Linked DNA regions of Homo sapiens: region 2 is linked to region 1. Evidence: read pairs that join two places in POLR2A ChIA-PET (ENCODE). Cell type or tissue: PC-3. All regions are shown on one strand. Each heading gives the region's core, and the rest is flanking DNA. Links, peaks and the distances in the headings are about the cores only.

Region 1 (8,000 bases), core at 1-8,000:
AGTTAAAACCTAAGGAAGACAAACAGTGACAGTGATGTAGTATTATAAGCTGCAATTCTCAATACCAACAGAAAAAAAAAGAAAAATCAATTAAAAACATGGTTATTAATTTAGCCATTGGAAAAACTGGGGATGATTTGGGTAAGAGAAAAGACTACCAAATAAAAATTTAAAAGTTTATGGATAAAAGGAAGAATGAAGCTTAGGGTATGTAAAAACAAAGTTTTATTATAATTAAGTGTAAATCTTCTCATAGAAAAAGGAAAAACAAAATTGAGGGAAAGTTAATGCAGATGGCCATTCTAAAGTGTTTTCTCTGTAAGTGCAAATCATATTCAAGCAAGCATGCAAGAGGTTAGTTCTACTCACTGTCAGAAGGTTTGCTATCGCTTAGGAAAGGTTGCTGTTCCATGATGTCCATTGGAATTTTAATACTTGGAACTTTTTCTGAGTATGGGCAGTCAGACTGTGAAAAAAATGTACAAGAGGTTTTAGAATGTTTTTATTATACAGCCCTTCCTATCTCCTAGCATCGATCAAACCGTTTTCTATAATCATTTACATACTACTAAGGAGAAAAGCCTTATAATTACTTCCAGTTTGCCATCTTTTAACTGCATTCCTTCTTTCCCCCTCACATTTGTTTTCCACTCTTCTAAGTTAATGGTATTGAGTCAATTAAAACTATAACTGCACAAAATAGAGATCGATCTACAACTGAATTGTAAAGCTTTCTATCAGACTCCCAATCAGCAATGTTTATGAGTTGTATGTGTGAAGCAAATGATCTCAATGCAAAAACAGATTAAACATAGGAAACTTCCCAGGTTATAATACGGTCTTGAAATTCTTGTTTTGTTTATGCTGATTCCGTCTCTAGATAAAATCATGACCGATCTTTCCTTCTAGAACAAGTGACAGACTTTTTATATATCCACTATCAAGAAGCCTTCTATGTACACTAGAAAATAAACTTTCCTCTCTTACTTTAAGTACTATTTTATGGATAAAGGTTCATTTCAATTAGCTTGTGCCAAAGATATCTGAAAATGTAAGCAAAACATAAGAAAATAAAATGTTTAAAAAGGTGTCTATGATGGTCAGATAAGCAGAGAATCATAATGGAAATGACAAAACCAGGCAGCTAATCATGGGACTGCTTAAAGAACAAGCCACCTAGCCCAAATTATAATAGATTTCCCAAAGATTACCACTTTGTTTTTTTTAAATGCATTATATTGATTCCAAGTCTATGTTTGGGCTGAAAGACCCAATATATCTCTTAATTAAAAGTACCAAAAAGATGGTTTTTAGTTGAAAATAAAATGAGAATTAATGTTAATAAAATCTTAACATAAAGCCTATTACCTACATGGAAAATTCCTTTATTTATGACTCTAAAGAGGTTAATGAACAACAGTATCCTTTTAGAGAACTAAGATAATGCATTCAACGAGCAAAAAAGAAAAAAAAATAAAGATGCCACACATAAACAATATTAATCTTAAATGTAAAGGGGCTAAATGCCCCAATTAAAAGACACAGACTGGCAAATTGGATAGAATCAAGACCCATCGGTGTGCTGTATTCAGGAGACCCATCTCACATGCAAAGACACACATAGGCTCAAAATAAAGGGATGGAGAAATATTTACCAAGCAAATGGAAAGAAAAAAAAAAGCAGTGGTTGCAATCCTACTCTCTGATAAAACAAATTTTAAACCAACAAAGATCAAAAAAGACAAAGAAGGGCATTACATAATGGTAAAGGGATCAATGTAACAAGAAGAGCTATAATTTTCACTAATTGTGCTCATAAATATTATATTATAGCTGTAACCCTCATGTCCCCGCATGACTCCCTATATCCATGGGCCCCAAACCCTATGACTAAAAAGTAAACTTAGGAGAACCACATTTGTAATGTGGAGCCCCTAAATAATGAGTTCAACACACAGAACATACTGCACAGACGTACTCTAAATTGCCTAGCTGGATTCACTGCCTAGGAACCAATGTATATGTTTATTTGTTTGTTTGTTTTGGAAAGGGTAGGATGAAGAGGAAGAGGTAAAAAACAAGTACGACACTTTGGCTTCAAGAAATCTGTTGGAAACACAGAGTTGAACATGGTAAATATTAATACAAAAAAACACTTTAAATGAAATAGGATTTGTTGGAAATCATATCTAAGAATTGGAAGAACTTCTAAGGAGTTCTTTTGATCCAACTTTTGTCACTAGAGAGCAGTACATTTAAAACATTCTCCAAAGCTGATATTTTACTATTTTTTCTCAAAAATCATTACAGAGGGGGATTCCATAATCCCCGACTTCACACACTCATAATGTGTAATGAACTTTAAATTTGATGTCCAGGTACATAAGTTGACATATTTATTTTGGACAAAATACTGCTTTAATTATTTTAATATTTCAGGCAGCCTTTTATTTTTTTGGTCTTGAGTGGTCCAGAAATTCATTTCAAATTTTAATTTCTATTAAATGTGTAAACACATCGTTCTTCGGACTATTACGTCTTAGTCTCTTCTGTAGTTTAAACACATTCTTTTTCTGTCATCATTGGAAACAAAATCTATATACCTGTTCTCATTGCAGATGGATGATGACAGACATAAAGCTCTTTTCACCTCTTTTTCTCTTTAGCTAAATGTGCCTCATGCATTAAGCCTTTTTCTTATTGAATCAATTTATGTGAAATCCAATTCTGTCTCTTGCCTTCTTTCACTGTACTATTTCCAAGTTCTACAAAAAGAATACAATCAGATAGCCTGACCAGTTAGAAATAACCAGAGAGGCCTGGATTTGAGTTTTGGCCTTGCCACTATGGCTGTGTACAATTAGAAAAATGACTTATATATGTCAAAGCATCACCTTACATATATACAATTTTATTTGTCAATCGTACCTCAATAAAGCTTTAAAATTTCTAAAACATATTTAACATTTCTCAGTCTAAATCTCCTCATCTGTAAAATGGGAACAAAAATAAATAATGTGATAACAAGCTATTGAGACAATTAAGGATAAAGTATGCAATGATCAATCAAAGTTATCAAGTACTAAGTAGAAACTAACAATTAACAATATTCCTACTTTAGAATGGGTAATGAGGCACAAAAAATCATTTGTGATACTGCACTGTGTAAAATCCAGAGCAAATTTTCAAATGGAAAACATTATTTTGGCAATCTTTTCAAAAGGCTACTGGAATAAGGTGTCCGCATGTGTTAAAGTAAACAAATCCCAGTTTTCCTCCTAGTACTGATTACAGATCCCTGCTGGAGAATCTGTATTTCTGTGAGCTGGTCTCCTAAAGAAAAAACTGGGCAACAATTTTACTTCTCAACTTAATCACCTAATTGGAGGAGGACCCTCTGGACTATGACACTAACCACTATAATTATGTAAAAAGACCCCAAACTCCCATTCCCTTTTCTTTTTATTGAAGAACTACAGAAAAATAATGCTGAATCATATCAGTATAAATATAATGCTAATATTAATATAACAGCATAGAACTTTGGTGGAGAGCCTACTCAAATAGATTCACAGATCACGTGAAGTGAGATCATTGACATCTATCCACATTAGGCTTAAAATTACATAAAATTGAGTTATTATCTCAAATATAAGCCCTGGGTTATTAATAGAAACCAAATACATTTTATAGCATTACTAAGCAAACTTCCTTTATATCTATGAGATCAGAATTTTTTTAATGTGGTGGGTTTTTAAATTTTTTAGAAGTCATTATTAGTCATTATGTCATTATTAGTGTATTAATGGTTACAGAAAGAATTCAGAAAACATAAAAAACCAGAGAATATAAAGGGCAAAGGGAGGTGAAATGAGTAATACACCACATGTCCAGATAAACATTCTTAGAACTCAGCCCTCCATTTCACATCAGGTATAAAAAGGGACAATTTTCACATTTGTTTCTTTAACTAGCTTTCCTTTGGAATTTGGAAAGTTCCTTACATCATCATTGTCACTGTCCAGACTTCCCTTCTTCTTTTTCTTTTTCTTCTCATCCTCCTTCTTTTTCTTGTCCTTTTCTGGAATGACATCATCCAGGAAGCTGAGGTCGTGCTGGGAGAAGAGGTAGTCCATGCCTTTTCTGACAGCTACAAGTGCCAAGATCTGAAAGAGCAAATATTAAAAGTATGAAAGAAACCATGTCAGATGAAGTCACAGCAAGCATAGATACTCTCCTATCAAAGACCACAGAAACCTACTTTGTGTAAGGCTAGATAGAGTATGACAGACCTGATCTTGACGGTATGGACTTATACCGAGTGAACTCTCATAATTTTCTACATGGGGAAAGTTGTTTTATAAAAGTCTTAGTTGAAACTCACTTTGTTTTGTTCACCAAAATGCATGATCACATTCAATTAGAATTTTAATGTGAAAAGATTGTTTTTCAAAACCATTGCCTTCCATGTGAGATTTTAAATAAAATAATTAAAAGTTTAAAGTAAAAAAATAGCTGGCATATGATTTCTAAGTATTAAAAATTAAAACATCATAAAGGTTTTTAGCAATCAAGAAAATCTGTACGACACATATAACACTAAGACATCTTCAAAGTATTCACAATGAGGTAGTATTTGAATATGCATAGACCATTTCATTCACTGGGCTACTTCAATCACCACCGTTAACTGAATATTTAACATGTCCCAGACATTATGTTAAACTCTCAGGCAATATTATCTCATTTATTCTTCAGAACAAACCCCCAAAATAGGTATTATTATTTTTATCATACAGCTGAGGAAATTGAAGGTTAGAGACATTAAGTATGTTGTCCAAGGTCCTTAATGTCTGTGAGGGAGATGAACCCAGATAACTGAATAATACAAAGGGTCCCAGTTGTCTGCTTCCAAAACAAATATTCTTGACCTGTGTATTTTTGGTTCTATGAATTGCTCTTGAAGAATAACTTCTGAAGGTACATTAAAGATATCTTTATTCTATATTAAAATTAATATGCAGCAAGTTATAGGCATCCTGACTTGCTTCAAATTAAGCAGTTGTCTTTATCAGCATCGTGCTCTCTATATGACAGTTTCCTCATCACCTAGAGAAATAAATAACATCTGTCCTAACTTCTATTACAGAATTATTTTGTGACCAAATAAAAGTTCTGAAAAGACAAAAACACTTTGGAAAAGTAAACCATTTTAAAATTATTATTTAGCACAAGCAAAAAGTGATTTATTGGATATAATTCAAATGTATCCTGGTCTAGCTTCAATTTTCTTGGTTTCAGCAAAATTTGTAGGTAGGCAGATAACACTAATAGGTATATTTGAGTGTTTCTCATACTCAGTGTGCTTTTCAGTAAGTTAATATAGTTTTTTTTTAAAAAAAGGAAAGAAAGACATAAGCCACCATTAAGAAAAAAATCTGACCTAACAAATATCACTAGTATTTAATATCCATTTTTTCTTGCATCCTTGGACGAAAAAAATTTCAAACAACAAATATGAAAAATAAAATAATAATACTGGCTAAGAGTAAGAGGATTCTTATAAAAATAAAATGTGGTAAGTGTAGGAAAATTCTGTTTTCAAAGCTGTGGGGGAGATAAAACAGATTTGAGGCTCCCTTTGTGACTTGTTTTAAGTGTACATATATGCATTTTCTTGCAAGAAGTAAAGAGTTATGGTAAAGTATAAAATTCAGTAGTGATGCCAAATACAGAACTCCTTTTTCTCTTCTTTCACTTGTGACTCAGAGTGAAACGTTAGTTGCTTTACCTTGTTTCTCATCATACTATGACAAGGATAGAGAGTCCCACCTTATCTTTAAACTTACCATTATGCAAACCACAAGAAATGTAAAAAGTGAACTTCTCACTCCATTTCCTCTAATGTACTGGATGAGTTCTCACAAGTTGCCAAGCACTTCTTTATTACTTGAACTGAAATGTCCTACACTCTTACTTAGATTAATTCTATTATACAACATTTAAAAAGTAATTAACATGCACTGGTGTCTACTATGTGTCAGGCATTGTGCTACATGCTTGATATTAATTTTTGATGCTCAGAAAAACAACAATGCAACTCCCATTTTACTGATGAGGTAATAGTAGTTCAAAGAAGTTTACTGCTGAGCATGAACGAGGGCCAGTATCTGAACTTAGGTGAGCCTGATTCTAAGGTCCATCCTAGACAACCATAAACATGGGAAATGTAAATTACAACTGATCAAAGTGATGAGGTCAAAGCTGGAAAAATTTGGAACAACACATAAAAGACATGTGTGTCTTCCATATAACAATAACCACATGATACTCATATAATCTCACAGGTACGTTCAATTAAAGGAATCCCTACCATTACTGGAAAAATGATAGCAGCCACCGTTGACTTGAGGATCCAAAGCAGGGCCAGACACAACACCTGCAGGAAAGTGAACAGGTGGACTCTGCGCAGAGGAACATGACGCAGGTAGATGAAGTCAGGCTGATGCTTCAGAGGCATCAGAAGCAGCTTCAGACGATCCATGAACTGGGGAGGAAAGAGGAAAGGAGTCCAACTGCATTACTGCATTACATTTCCACTATGCCTAACTAATCACTACTGATTTATATTCTATAATTTAGGCAAGCAGTGTCCTTTTCAGAGGACAAAGGAATGGTCAAGGAATGCAGAAATTTAGTCAAGCACACTAAAGCACAAGTCTTCAAATCTTTATTATTATATTGCGGGAATGTTATGTAGATGTATAAGAAAAAGTGGCCACTAAAGAATAAGGTCACAAAGAAAAAAAATTCTAGGAGCTCATCTCCTAATTTCTATTTTTACTCTCTGAGTCTCAGGAAAGTGGATCTTTTGCCTATTTTAGTACTAATATGCTGAAGGAAGATGTCTAGCTCATGTATCTTACTCTGCCTCAGTTGTCTTATCTGAACAAAGAGGAGATGACACTATGCATCATATATTAATACATTTCCAGAATGTTTTAAGGATATAAAGGAAGTATCCAACTTAAAAATGGGAATACATTATGTTTTCATAAATTCCATATTACTTATCTGAGTGGCATACTTTGACTAATACACTCAGCAATCTATCACCATTTCTTTTCAGAGAAAAGCCATATGAATACTACAGTGAGTTTCAGGGTCAACATCTGAATCTAAGGGATGCTATCGTATGGTGATGTATAAACAGCTATTGAAATAACTACTGAGCATCTGTGTGTCAGGTGCTGTGCTTCAAAGAATAACTGCCGAATTGACCTTGCCAGTGACGAATGGGAAGATATTCAAGAACCTATCACAGGATCTTTCAATGAAAGATGCTCAGTAAATAGCTATTGAATTGAATAATCATGCAATATGAACTCTGAAATAATATCTCTATTTTCTTTCTGGAGGGAAAGAAGTGCAAAAGTAAATTAGACCATCACAATCTTCTCTAGTGATTTCCTACTTAAAGGGTTTTCTTTTTCCCTCTAGAACTATTTTTGACTGGTGAGGACCTTCTCATTTATAAAGTTTGGGTTACAAAATTTCTTTACAAATTACAAAATTTTCTAAATGAAATCTTACCAAAAAGGTCTAAACAAGGGAGAATCGAGAAAGAAAGAAAGAGAAAAGCCATTAGGGGCAATAGCATTGCAGAATTTAAGAAATCTACTAGCTGGACCCTGGTTGTTTTTCCCCATCATTATTATGTGGTTGATTTTTTCTTCTTTTTAATTAAATAAACATGCACTGAGTTTCAACCAATAAAGCCCCTAAAACACATAGAATTAAACTTCTGATCTAGACCAGGTAATTAAGAGCAAATAAAAATAAGAACTATTTGTCTGTGGGCCATTTCTGTTTCACATTTTTCCATTTTGGGAAATAAAGAATATTTACAATGGCAGGTAAAAATAAAATATTTTTACAGATTTATGCTTCCCAAAAGTTTCATGAGCACAAATAAACTCACATTCATCTAGTCCACTCTA
Region 2 (12,367 bases), core at 2,642-10,641, 130 kb before region 1:
AATGTCCAGTGTTTGAATTTGTGGATGGAATAATCTGAGTATTATTGTGAGTCCCACCGTCCCCATTTCCCCGTTGTACATTATTCTTAGACTTAACAGACTATGAGTGTATTTAAGTATTTTTAAGAAACTTAAGAGAAAGGTAAGAAAAACTACCTTTCCTACAAGAAAACAAATGCTCTACTGACAAACACATATTTTCCTGAAGGCTTTTTAAAAGACTTAATGTTTAGCCACAAACACATCTAGAATAGTTGTATAAGGAGATTGTATTAAACTATCTTCATCTCAGAAAAATACAACCCCAGGGGTTCACCAGTACCTAAGTGAGACAGATATACTCTTTGGAACTAAAACGTTGCTATGCTGAAAAGAAGCAGCAATCTTGCCCTGGAATGATCAAGAGGAAACAGAACACTGAGATCCTATTACCTGAAAAGGCCCCAGAAAGCTTGAAGTGCCACTGCCCACAGATTTTTTAAGTTTGGTCAAGAACTCCTCAAAGGCAACATGATTCTAAAAATAAAACAACGATCAATTAGGTCTTCTGAAAACTATTACTTTTAAAACATGTAAAAAAAAAAGAATGAAATCTAATTCTTTGTTTCCACACTGAAACAAAATATACTTGCCTTTTCAGCTTGTTTGATCCATTTTTCTCTCAATAAAATGGTGAGGAAGGTACTTATACAAGTAGAAATTAAGGCTTTTTTAAAAATAGAAATAGAATGGTTACATTCTATGTCATCTTATGTGCTACTTTGTGTATCTCAGCAAACTATGATAATCTCAGAATGGAAGACAACATGTGAAAATGCTAACAAGGGGAAACAGTGACAGGTTTACTCAGGAAGCTGGATTTTCAATTTGAAAATTTGTAAAAGAAGCAAACATGGCCGGGTGCGTGGCTCACGCCTGTAATCCCAGCACTTTGGGAGGCTGAGGCGGGTGGATCACGAGGTCAGGAAGTCAAGACCATCCTGGCTAACACAGTGAAACCCCGTCTCTACTAAAAATACAAAAAATTAGCCGGGCATAGTGGCGGGCGCCTGTAGTCCCAGCTACTCGGGAGGCTGAGGCAGGAGAACGGTGTGAACCCGGGAGGCGGAGCTTGCAGTGAGCAGAGATGGCGCCACTGCACTCCAGCCTGGGCGACAGAGTGAGACTCTGTCTCAAAAAAAAATAAAAATAAAAAAATAAAAGAAGCAAACATGGGTTGATATGAATTTGGAGTTGAAAGCAACATATTAAAATGGAGAAAACTATTCTAGAACAAGTAATGGGAAGCCTACCAATGGCCTGCTAATCTGACAAGCAACTTAGATTTTGGGGCGGTATTGGACAAATGCTTACAATTAATTAACTCCTGAAAATCCCTGGAAACCAACTGACAAACTTGCCATTTCAAAGACAAACTCTTGACCTTTGGCACAGTTCTTCTTAATACCAGTGGTGTGGAAGTAACAGGACAAGGGGTAGTTCCCACAGCTACTTAGAAAAGTTTGTCTCCTTCTGGGAGTCTGGAGATCAGAGTTTCTACAGCGGTGGGACTTTTGACTACTCATTTACCCTCTCTGGGTCTGAATTTCTTCCTCAGAGAATAAGAGTGTGATACAAACAGTTAATTGCCCCAGTATTTCTTTTAGTAACAAAACCTTCAAATGTTACTTAGGCATAAGAATGCCCAGCTAGAGACTATCTTTCCAGCCTTCCTCATAGCTAAGAGTGGCCATGGGCTAGCAAGAATGATATTGTAATTTTTATTTCATTTCCTTAAAGACAAAGCCACTTGACTTGGACTCTCCCCTGTCCCACTGGCTGGGAAATGGCCATAACTGGAGCCACCACCTATACCCAGGAATGAGAGCCTGGTGTTGAGGATATCAGAGCCCCCCACGAGCACAGGATCCTGACAGACATCGCTGAACAGAGATGCCCATCAGCCCTCCACTACTTAATTCTGGACTTTTACATGAAGAGAAGAAAAAATACTTCTTTCTTATTCAAACGGCTTTAGTTACATTAGCTCAGCATGAACCCTATACAGAAGGTCCTACACAAACTACCTCTGAAGTATGTGCCAGTTCTGACTGTTCATAAATGGAAGAAACAGAAGTTTTGCCTTACGACTGAAACAAAGAGATTAAACCTTGCTATTCTGCCAGTGATGATCACAGAAGCCCATGTTAAGGCTTAAGATCAATTTTTAAATGATAACCTTTTCTTCTTTTTCTCAGCATCTCAGACTTACAGGCCCCATCATTATATCTTTTAATTGTTCTGTTAATCACTTTCAATATACCTCTACTTCACTATCATGCAGTATGACAATAGATTACCTTCATTATAAAGGCTATCTTCAAATTCCCACAGGCATTTAGTAAAGTTTCATTATCCTCAGACATAATCCTATGAGAAGATTAGATCACTTAAAGTAGTTTTCTGCCGATCAGCATAAAGCAGCCAGGGAGGGCTTGCAGTTGAGTGAGGTTTGAAACCTGAAATCCTGCAGCTCACATGGGACAGCCAGAAGGAGCTCTGGGAGAATCAACTTAAGTTGACTCAACATTGCTCTTGCTTATGTAAGTCATTTCTCAACATGAACGTAAAAAATGCTGTCATCGGCCAAGCACAGTGGCTCACGCCTGCAATCCCAGCACTTTGGGAAGCTGAGTTGGGCAGATTGCTTGAGCCTAAGAGGCCAGCCTGGGCAACATGGTGAAATCCCATCTCTACAAAAAAAAAATTGGCCAAGTGTGGTGGTGTGCACCTGTAGTCCCAGTCTCTCGAGAGGCTGAAGCTGGAGGATTGTATGAGCCAGGGAGGTCCAGGCTGCAGTAAGCCAAGATCACACCTCTGCACTCCAGCCTGGGTGACAGAGTGAGACCCTGTCTCAAAAAACAAACAAACAAACCAACAAAAAAACCTAACAACAATAACAAAAGTCGTTCTCATCATTTTGTAAAAGCCCAAACTTAAATACTTGAGTTTACAGAAATTTTACAGTCATGCACAAGTTGTCTCGTTACTAATTATTCAACATTTTATTAGCAATTTTTTCAGTTGAAGCCTAATGTAAAGTCTCAGTAATCTGAAAACATCAAGAGTTATTTGACTAAAATGAATTCTTTGTGCAAATTTAAACTTCGATGTCTAAAGGAGAAAAATACATTATGGATGACAAATGGATTCAGAAGCATAGAAAATTTCCCAAGACAGAATTTTGTACAAGAAAGAGATCTGGAGCTCTCAAAGGCCAGCTAAATGGCCTCTATGAACATGGGGTAGGGAGAGCTGATATCTACAGGAAGAACTAAAGAGATGCCAAAAATGAAAGTGGAGAGATCCAATATGTTGTACCACCTACTAATCCATCTCCCACATTGAAGCCAGGGCAATCATTTAAAATCACAAATATGATCATTTCCACTCCCCTGCTTAAAATTCATAAATGGTTTGCCATGGCCCTTAGAAAAAATGTACAAAATGCTAAGTTCACCTAAAGTGTATTATGTGCTTGAACCCTAATTGCCTTTCTGAGATCACGTCAAACCATTATCCCCACTCCTCTCTCCAGGCTAGGCATGTCTGCCCAAAATGTCACATGTTGAAGTTCTGACTCCTCAGAATGTGACCTTATTTGGAAATAGAGCTATGTCAGATGTCATTTGCTAAGATGAGGTCCTTCTAGAGTAGAGTGAGCCCTTAATTCACTAGTGTCCTTATGAAAAGGGGAACTTAGACCTAGGCTCATACAAGGAGGATGCCATGTGAGGATGCAGGCAGAGATGGGGATGATGTTTCTACAAGCCAAAGGGACCAAGGATTGCCAGCAAATCACCAGAAGCTAGGGGAGAGGCATGAAACATTCTTCCTCATAGCCCTCAGGAGGAGCAAACCCAGCTGACACCTTGATCTCGGACCTCTAGCCTTCAAAACTGTGAGGCAATAAATTTCTGTTGTTTTAAACCACCCAGTTTGCTGTAGTTTGTTACAGCAGCCACAGGAAAATAATGCAATGGGATTCTCTCAACTCTTTGTATGGACCTTTGTCCATGATGTTCCCTTTTTCTAACAGAGCAACTTCCCTCCTCTTCTCCTAGTTAAGACAGCCTTAAGTGTTGCTTTAAACAACATTTTCTCTAGAGTGAGACCTTCTTTAACCTCCCATGCTAGGTAAGATCTATCTTCTCCTCCACACTACATTTACCCCAGATTTTACAGGACCTCGCACTTCTTCAAAGCCCTAGTTTCTTCTGAACTCTTTCATTATTGGCTTAATGTCTATCTTCTGCATTTGACTGTAAACCTAGGCTGGGACTGTGTCTGGATCATTCATGTCTATGTTCTCTGTGCCTAGACCAGCAGCTGGTACATAATTTGTGCTCAAGAAACATTCATTGACTAGCTTCCTTCATTTTAACTTGGACGCCTCTGATTCCAAATATTGTTTCAAAGATCTCACATCCTTAGTAATAATTCCCACCAAAATATTTCTGCCCTCATGTATATATTCATGTGCCTGAAGGCAGCCTCATATTTCTATAATTCGTTGTTGTCATACCTAACATTTTATTCCATTCCACCACACATCTGTATAAGCAATAATATTTGTAAATGTACTGGTCTCCAGGAATGTTTTTGATTTGAGTCCTATATTACTGAAAAGAATCTTAATTATTTGGCAAGCTGACATCCTCGTAAGATTCTATCTGCCCAGCAAGACAGATGAGAGAAATCGTGTGAGAGAGGACACTAAAGCAATGAAGCTCTTTTTATAAAACAATCACTTGTATAACCCGTATTTCCTGATATGAAAACTTCTGGTGAGGCACTGAAGTGAGGGGTTTGGTGAAAACTATCTAGAATCTATGGAATAGCAAAAGTTAATCTCAAAACATCAATATCTGTATCTATCCATATGCCTGCCTATCTATGTATATTTGTAAAAAGACAAAAAGAACAAATGGTTTGGGATAGGTTATTTGTACCTGTCTATAATTTTAACTTAGTCTGATTTTTTATTCTAAAGAATTGCACCAATTTTTGAAAAGAGTCTGTTTAAATAGACAGACTGAGAAACATCTCTGTCATGGAGCTCTTGGTGAGTATGTTCGCTAAGTAGAAACATTTTGATTATCCTAGAGAAAAAATTCTGAATAAATATAAATTTGACAAATATTTTCCTAAGAGGATAATAGCTGGAGATACTACATTACTTATTATGTTTTCAGACAGGTTCTGCTGGTCACAGAAGAACTAAAGGGTGCTAAGTCCATTTTGATTTCCATCATACAGTGGCATACAATATGATAAGGTCTACTACTCTTGGGTATGAGAAGACCAAGGTGACTAAATTTGCCCTAGTCTTCATTTAGTAAATATTTCTTAGGCATTAATTCCATGTCAGCTATTGCAGTAAATGCTGTTAATGCAAGTTGAGTAAAAATAATAGTAACAGCAAGAATCACTGATTTTTATCACCAGTTCATTATGTGCCAGGCACTATACTAAATGCTTTAAATACATCATCTCCTTTCATCCTCACCATAGCCCTGTGACGAAAGTACTATTATTGTCCTTATTTTATGGGGAATGTAAATCTCAGACAGATCTGAGGTTTTTTGTAAAATTGACCTTGTAATTTTTATAAGGTCATAGAGCTAGGATTTAAGTACAGCTCTGTTTTACTCCATTGCCAAAGTTCTCACCCAATACTACTTTAATTGTACTACTTCACAGTATAGCATGGCTCAATCACTAAAATTCTTTCCCCAAATCCATAAAATTCAATTTGAGATTTTGACCTAAGAAAGATAATGTAGAAGTGGGTTTGAGAAAGGGGATTTAATTCCACGGTAATACAGAAATGGCATTAAGTAATCTTTTCTTAGAATGAGTTTATGGACCATTTCACATAAGCTCTCCAAGTTCAAAAGTCAGGATTATAGTAATTTTGGCTTGACTCAAGTGACTAAAGAAAAACAGAATTGAAAGAAAGGGCTTTCAGAAGCTCAAGTCCAGTGTGTGTGTGTGAGTGTGTGTGTGCATGCAAAATGAAAATAGTATAGAAAAGAGAGCTGGAGTTTTGAATCAATAAATAAATCCATTCTGGTTTTTAGTCACTAAAGCAAAAAAAAAAAAAAAAAAAATTGAGTCTGCATACATTTTTTGGTAAGGGAGAATCCAAAGCTTTCCTGAGTTCTCCAAAAAGATTTTCACCCAAAATTCTCAGCTAAAAGTGGGGAAAAAACATTTTTCAAGAATCCAAAGAGAAGGTAGTGTACAAATGTAACTATTAGTTGAACTCAGAATTCTGGAAATCATCGGAGAACAACTGTAAAGTACAGAATAATTGGCTTCCAAGCCTGTGTATCCCTGACACGTGTCATTTTGGTATTTTATCTGTCAGGCCTCTTCCCCACCATTGATCTTTCCTTCTGTGAATTTAATACTCCTGGCCTCTCTCTGCCTCCCCCTCTCATTTAGTTCCAGATACATAGAAAGACTTAATCTGATCAGTGAATTTGGGAGAGTAACTGTGAATGGAAGCTTCCAGGAAACATGCTACCCTCTGCAGCTTGGGAAGAATCTACACTTGGAGCAGGAAACTCCTGCCCTATTCTAGTGCAAATGAAGCTGAATAGATGCCCTTCAAATTCTAGATACAGCGTCAGGGGCCAACTTATACAGAGACAAAGTCAAATTATCTAGTTTTATTAGTAATTAAGGTCATTTTTGAGGCCTGTATATACTGACCCTTTTCTTTCTGTTCTTCACTTATTCTGAAACTGAATGTGGATGCAGTGTATTATTTATCAGACCTTTTCAAAGAATCCAAAACTATACATAAATACATAACAAGCTGGCAAATGGAATGCAAAAGAAAATGTTTCTCCTTGGCATATTCTGGAAGTAAACAACTAGAAGCAGATAGAGGGGACTTACAAAAGCCCAGAGAGGTGACAAGAAGAAAGTTTCTAGCCCTAAATCTGCAGCCATGGAAACATTTGATAGAAGAGAATTCGAATTAGCATTGAGGCAGTAAGTGGGGACAATTCTGACTAATAGAAGAAAGTCTTCCAGGTATTGTTCAGATATTTTATTTTCTAGCCATCCCATCTTTTATCTTTCATTTTCTTTTCTAACCATGATAACTTAAGCAGGAATTGTACAAGGCATGTGTTTTGCTCACGTCTTATTCCAGAGAGCATAATGGACCAAGGGCTCCAGCTTGGAAATCTGTACCAGGGTTTGCTTCAAGGCTACTCCTCTCACAGGCTGCTCCAGCCAGTGACTGACTGTAGCACTGATACTAAGGCAGATCCCATTCCAGAGAAACACTGGACTTTTTTTTGACCAACTTTGTATTGAGGATTTCCTGGTGGCTTTGCCAAAACTGTGTGGCACTCCACCCAACATTCACTCACACTCTCTCTGTCTGTCTGTCTCTCTCTCTCTCTCTGTCTCTCTCTCTTTCATTCTGGGTTAGACGTGCATAGTGGTCAGGTGGTTCTCCTATTTCCTTCACACAGGCATGTTCCCCTAATAGAGTTTATATGTTTAATCTCATCCTGGTATCTGCTTCTTGGAGGACCCTGAGGGAAAGTTTTACAGATAGCACAAATAGAATTCATTTATACTGGAAAAGAGCCAGAGTGACCAGCATTTATACAACTTTATAAAATAATAAAAGAACAGTTAGCTAAAGGTTTAGAAGATAGTTAATACAGCTCAATAGCCAATGCAAGGTGGTCCTGTACTTTAAAGGAAAGATGTTGTGTAATGTCAGAAAGAAATAATAGCACTTGGATTTGTCAGAACTGTTACTGACTCTGTCTAGTAAGCATGAGTATGGGAGAAGGATTGGCATGGGGTTTAGCTGAGAATGAAACGTAGGCATAGACCCAAAACAAAGAAAGAACACAGCGACTTTCCTATTCGCACTGACCATGAGTTTTATCAGCACCACTTAAAGAAGTGATTGGTGATTAGCACTAGAAATGCATTATTTGGCTTTATTCAGTGGGTTTCCAGAGTGTAGAGTAGAGTGTAGTAGAACAAGAAATAGCACCCCTTACAGATTGGTGCCTCAACAAGATATATCTTGTTTACGTGGTACTCTTCCAAAATAAATCTGAGCCTTGCCAATTCCCTCCATTACATCATACCTAAGAGACAAGTGGAAGTACAGAATTTTGCACCTGCTTTGTGGTGCATTGGTAAGCAGACTCTAGAGCTGTGATGTCCAATGCCGTAGCCACTAGCTACATGTAGCTATTTAAATTTTAATTATAGGCCGGGTGCAGGGGCTTAGGTCTGTAATCCCAGCACTTCAGGAGGCTGATGTGGGCAGATCACTTGGGGCCAGGAGTTCAAGACCAGCCTGGCCAACATGGTGAAACCCTGTCTCTACTAAAAGTACAAAAATTAGCCAGGTTTGGTGGTGGATGGCTGTAATCCCACCTACTCGGGAGGCTGAGGCAGGAGAATCGCTTGAACCCAGGAGGCAGAGGTTGCAGTGAACTGAGATTACACCACTGCACTACAGCCTGGGTAACAGAGTGAGACTTTGTCTCAAAAAAAATAAATCAATAAACAAATAATAAAAAAAAAAAGAAAAGAAATTTAAATTATTTAAATTTGAGCAAAATTTAAAATTCAGTTCCTCACTGCACTGTCCACATTTCAAATGCTAAGCAGCTATATATGACTAGTGGTTTCTGCATAAGACAGCACAAATATAGAATATTTTCATCATCAAAAAAGATTTTTTTTTTGGAGACAGAGTCTCATTCTGTCACCCAGGCTGGAGTGCAGTGACGCAATCTCAGCTCACTGCAACTGCAACTTCTGCCTCCCGCGTTCAAGTGATTCTCCAGCCTCAGCCTCCTGAGTAGCTGGGATTACAGGCACGTGCAACCACACCAGGCTAATTTTTGTATTTTTAGTACAGACGAAGTTTCACCATGTTGGTCAGGCTGGTCTCGAACTCCTGACTTTGTGATCCCCCCTCCTTGGCCTCCCAAAGTGTTGGGATTACAGGTGTGAGCCACTGCGCCTGGCTCAAACAAAAAAAAAATTTAAACAGTCCTGTTCTGGAGGAATTCTCTTGGGACAGAATAGTAATCTGACTTCTTAAAGTGATTCTGTCACCTCTGGTGTGGGGAGAGAGTGTAAGGTCACTGTACCAGCACAGTTCCTTCTCACATCTACTAAAGAGGCATAAAGAGTCTGCCATTGTTTTTAGGAGCCACTGAGGAAGGCTCAGTTTCTTCTGGGATAATGATTAGTAACCAATAAATTTCACTGAAATCTTTAGTTTATTTGATTTTTTCCCCCATGCATTGGTTAATGAGATAAAGTTTTAGGACAACGGAAACTCCAGGTAAGTAAGCAATGGGCTGGCAAAGGGATGAACCAACCCTATTTGGAAAACCACATGGACATGGGAATCAGCATAATGTTTAGTCTGTCTTAGAAGAACCACGGCTTGGAAGACTCCTGTAGCTAGAGGAAGAAACTGAGCTTCAAGTGAGGAGTGGAAAGGAGGCCTAGCCTACTCTTTAGAGACACCCTGGTCTGAAAGCGTTTAGGTGTGCAGATGCTGTTGAGCTTACAACAGAAAATTAGCATCTCAAGAACAGGGAATATTTCTGCCAGAATTGTTGATTCTGCTGGGGAAAAAAATGCAGTCACTGACAAACCCAACTAAGAAACTCCAAGCATTTCCTGCTGATATCTAGGTGATCAGGGAGAGCTGTGGGTGGCCAGATGACTGAGAGAGCACACCACATAGGAAGAGATGCTGGATGGGAGAACAGAGAGCCACAGAGCTGCACTTAGAATATCTAAGATCGTGTTTCCATAGGTCTTATATTGGTACATTCTTCATACTCCCATGACTTCGATGATTCCGTGGACTTCAGATCAGTTTGATTCCATGGTTCCTTATGCATTTCTTGGCCTTTACTAAGACAGTTCATTCCTGATTTGGCTTAGGTTTATTTCCTGCTACATTTTTTCCCTTTAAAAGGGGCATCTCTGCCCACTAACGCCTTGGCCTGTGATTGTCATTCTCCTACTCACACTCTTCTCCATATTCTCAGCTCCAGGCTGATCTACTCCCTTTTTTCTACCAAGTCAGACTTGCTCACGCTGGTACCAATAAGTTCTGCCTCTCAATCCAGATTTATGGATGGGACAGGATACATTTTCTAAGAATAGATCAATATATACAGTTTACCTTCCAGAGGACTGATTAAGAATTCTTTGGCTTTCTCAGCTTCATTTGTTATTTCAATCTTTCATTAAATTAACCAGGCATTTATTCATTCAATCATTCAGTAAACATTTATTGAGGGTACATGATGCACCCAGACACTGGTTTAGCACTGGAGATACAGTGGTGAACAAGACAGAGAAATGTCCTGAATATAGCTGTTTACGTTGTAGTGGGGAAAGACAGATCATACACAAAGGGAAAAGTAAATTGAATTATTTCCAATAGTAGCAATTGTTATTTGAAAATAAGGTGGAGTAATGAGATACATAATACTGGGGGAAGTGATCAATTTAAACACATTGATCAATTATGTTCTCTTAGAGTAGGTGAAAAATTGAGCAGGAACATGAATGTTGAAAAAAAGTCCATCACGTAAAGGTCCAGGAGAAGACCTGCCCAGGCTGAGAGAACAGCAAGTATACAGGCCCAAAGGTGTGAGTGAGCTTACCATGTTCAAGGGAAAAGGATAAGTGTGGCTGGAACAGAATGAGGAGAGACTGAAAGGAGAAAAAAAAAAGTGGAGAGTTAACATTATGAGGTTCTATCAAACAGTTTGAATTTGATTCTAATTGGAAGATCACTGAAGGGTTTGGAATAGGGTGGTAATGTTATTTAACTTCAGTGTTATAAAGAGTTCTCTAGGCAATATATAGAATTTACATCAGTCATGGTCCCAGCAAGAAGAAGAGGCACACTCAAAAAGGGCTTAACTAAAGAGAGATCAATGAAGGGACTACATGTGGAGGCATGGGTAGGATTAAGGAACCCAACAAGGGTTAGTGAAGTACCCAGAGCAACAGAGAAGAGCTGTTACCTCAAAGCCTGAAGGGACAAATGGAAGAAAAAGGAGTATATAAGCCTTGGGAGAGCTGAAGCAAGAGAAGACTACCCGACAAGAGCTGTTATCTATGGAGATACACAACCACTGCCAGACTGTGGAAGGGAAGATGGGGCAAAAGAAATACCCCTTTCCGGCTGGGCGCGGTGGCTCACGCCTGTAATTCCAGCTCTTAGGGAGGCCGAGGCGGGCGGATCACGAGGTCAGGAGATCGAGACCATCCTGGCTAATACAGTGAAACCCCGTCTCTACTAAAAATACAAAAAAAAATTAGCCGGGCGAGGTGGCGGGCGCCTGTAGTCAGTCCCAGCTACTCGGGAGGCTGAGGCAGGAGAATGGCGTGAAGCCGGGAGACGGAGCTTGCAGTGAGCCAAGACTGTGCCACTGTACTCCAGCCTGGGCGACAGAGCAAGGCTCCATCTCGAAAAATATATATATATATGTATCCCTTTCCCTTCTTTCTCCCTCCAACCTTCTACTGGGACTCAACTTTCTGGACCTTCAACCTTCTACTGGGACTCTCAACCATCAAGGCAAGAGAGTCAGGCAAGTGGACCCAGATAACTCCTTTCATAATGGTCAGCTACCAAATGGTCACAACAGGGCAAAAAAAGATAGGGAATGAATATGGAGGGTGAAGAAGGAAGCAAAGAGAACAGATTAAATCAGATTAAAACAGAACAGAGGAAATCTGTGAGATTTAGAGGAGCAAGAGTAAATCTGTGAGAAACAATTGAGAACATAGCATGATAATAAGTGCTGTGGAAAATAAACTTACAGTGTAATATAAAAAAGATTTTCCAGGCTGGGCTCGGTGGCTCATGCCTATAATCCCACACTTTGGGAGGCCAAGGCAGGTGGAGCACAAGGTCAGGAGATAGAGACCATCCAGGCCAACATGGTGAAACTCCATCTCTACTAAAATACAAAAAAAAAAAAAAATAGCTGGGTGTGGTGGCATGCGCCTGTAGTCCCAGCTACTCGGGAGGCTGAAGCAGGGGAACCACTTGAACCCAGGAGGCAGAGGCTGCAGTGAGCCAAGATTGCACCACTGCACCCCAGCCTGGTGACAGAGCGAGACTCCATCCCAAAAAAAAAAAAAAGATTTTCCAACATTAACCATCATTTTCTTAAAATTCAGAGGTGAAGAGAAGTTTATAAATATTGTGTTTACCTACTGTATTAAGGTGACCTCATTCCACTTAAAGAAGATAGTGCTTATGAAAAATAACCTCAGTATCTTT

Evidence for each region. Peaks named below come from ENCODE experiments on the same cell type or tissue, not always from the same donor. Only the 100,000 strongest peaks of a DNase experiment are listed, where the experiment ranks them.
Region 2: POLR2A ChIA-PET joins it to region 1 with 14 read pairs; 2 of 35 experiments call an interaction of 5 or more read pairs at or near these places.

The regions. Positions count from the first base shown.
Region 1 is chr4:71,556,259-71,564,258 of GRCh38, reverse strand. It overlaps SLC4A4 (solute carrier family 4 member 4), which reads right to left. Exons shown (of 26, transcript NM_001098484.3): 22 at 6,374-6,547; 23 at 4,005-4,166; 24 at 370-466. Among named protein-coding and RNA genes, the nearest start is that of GC, 220 kb to the left of the region's middle. In PC-3, for the core only: no CTCF peak of the experiment used is centred there; DNase peaks (open chromatin) are centred at 3,788, 4,128 and 5,818; H3K27ac peaks cover 3,113 bases.
Region 2 is chr4:71,687,406-71,699,772 of GRCh38, reverse strand. No RefSeq gene overlaps it. Among named protein-coding and RNA genes, the nearest start is that of GC, 90 kb to the left of the region's middle. In PC-3, for the core only: no CTCF peak of the experiment used is centred there; no DNase peak of the experiment used is centred there.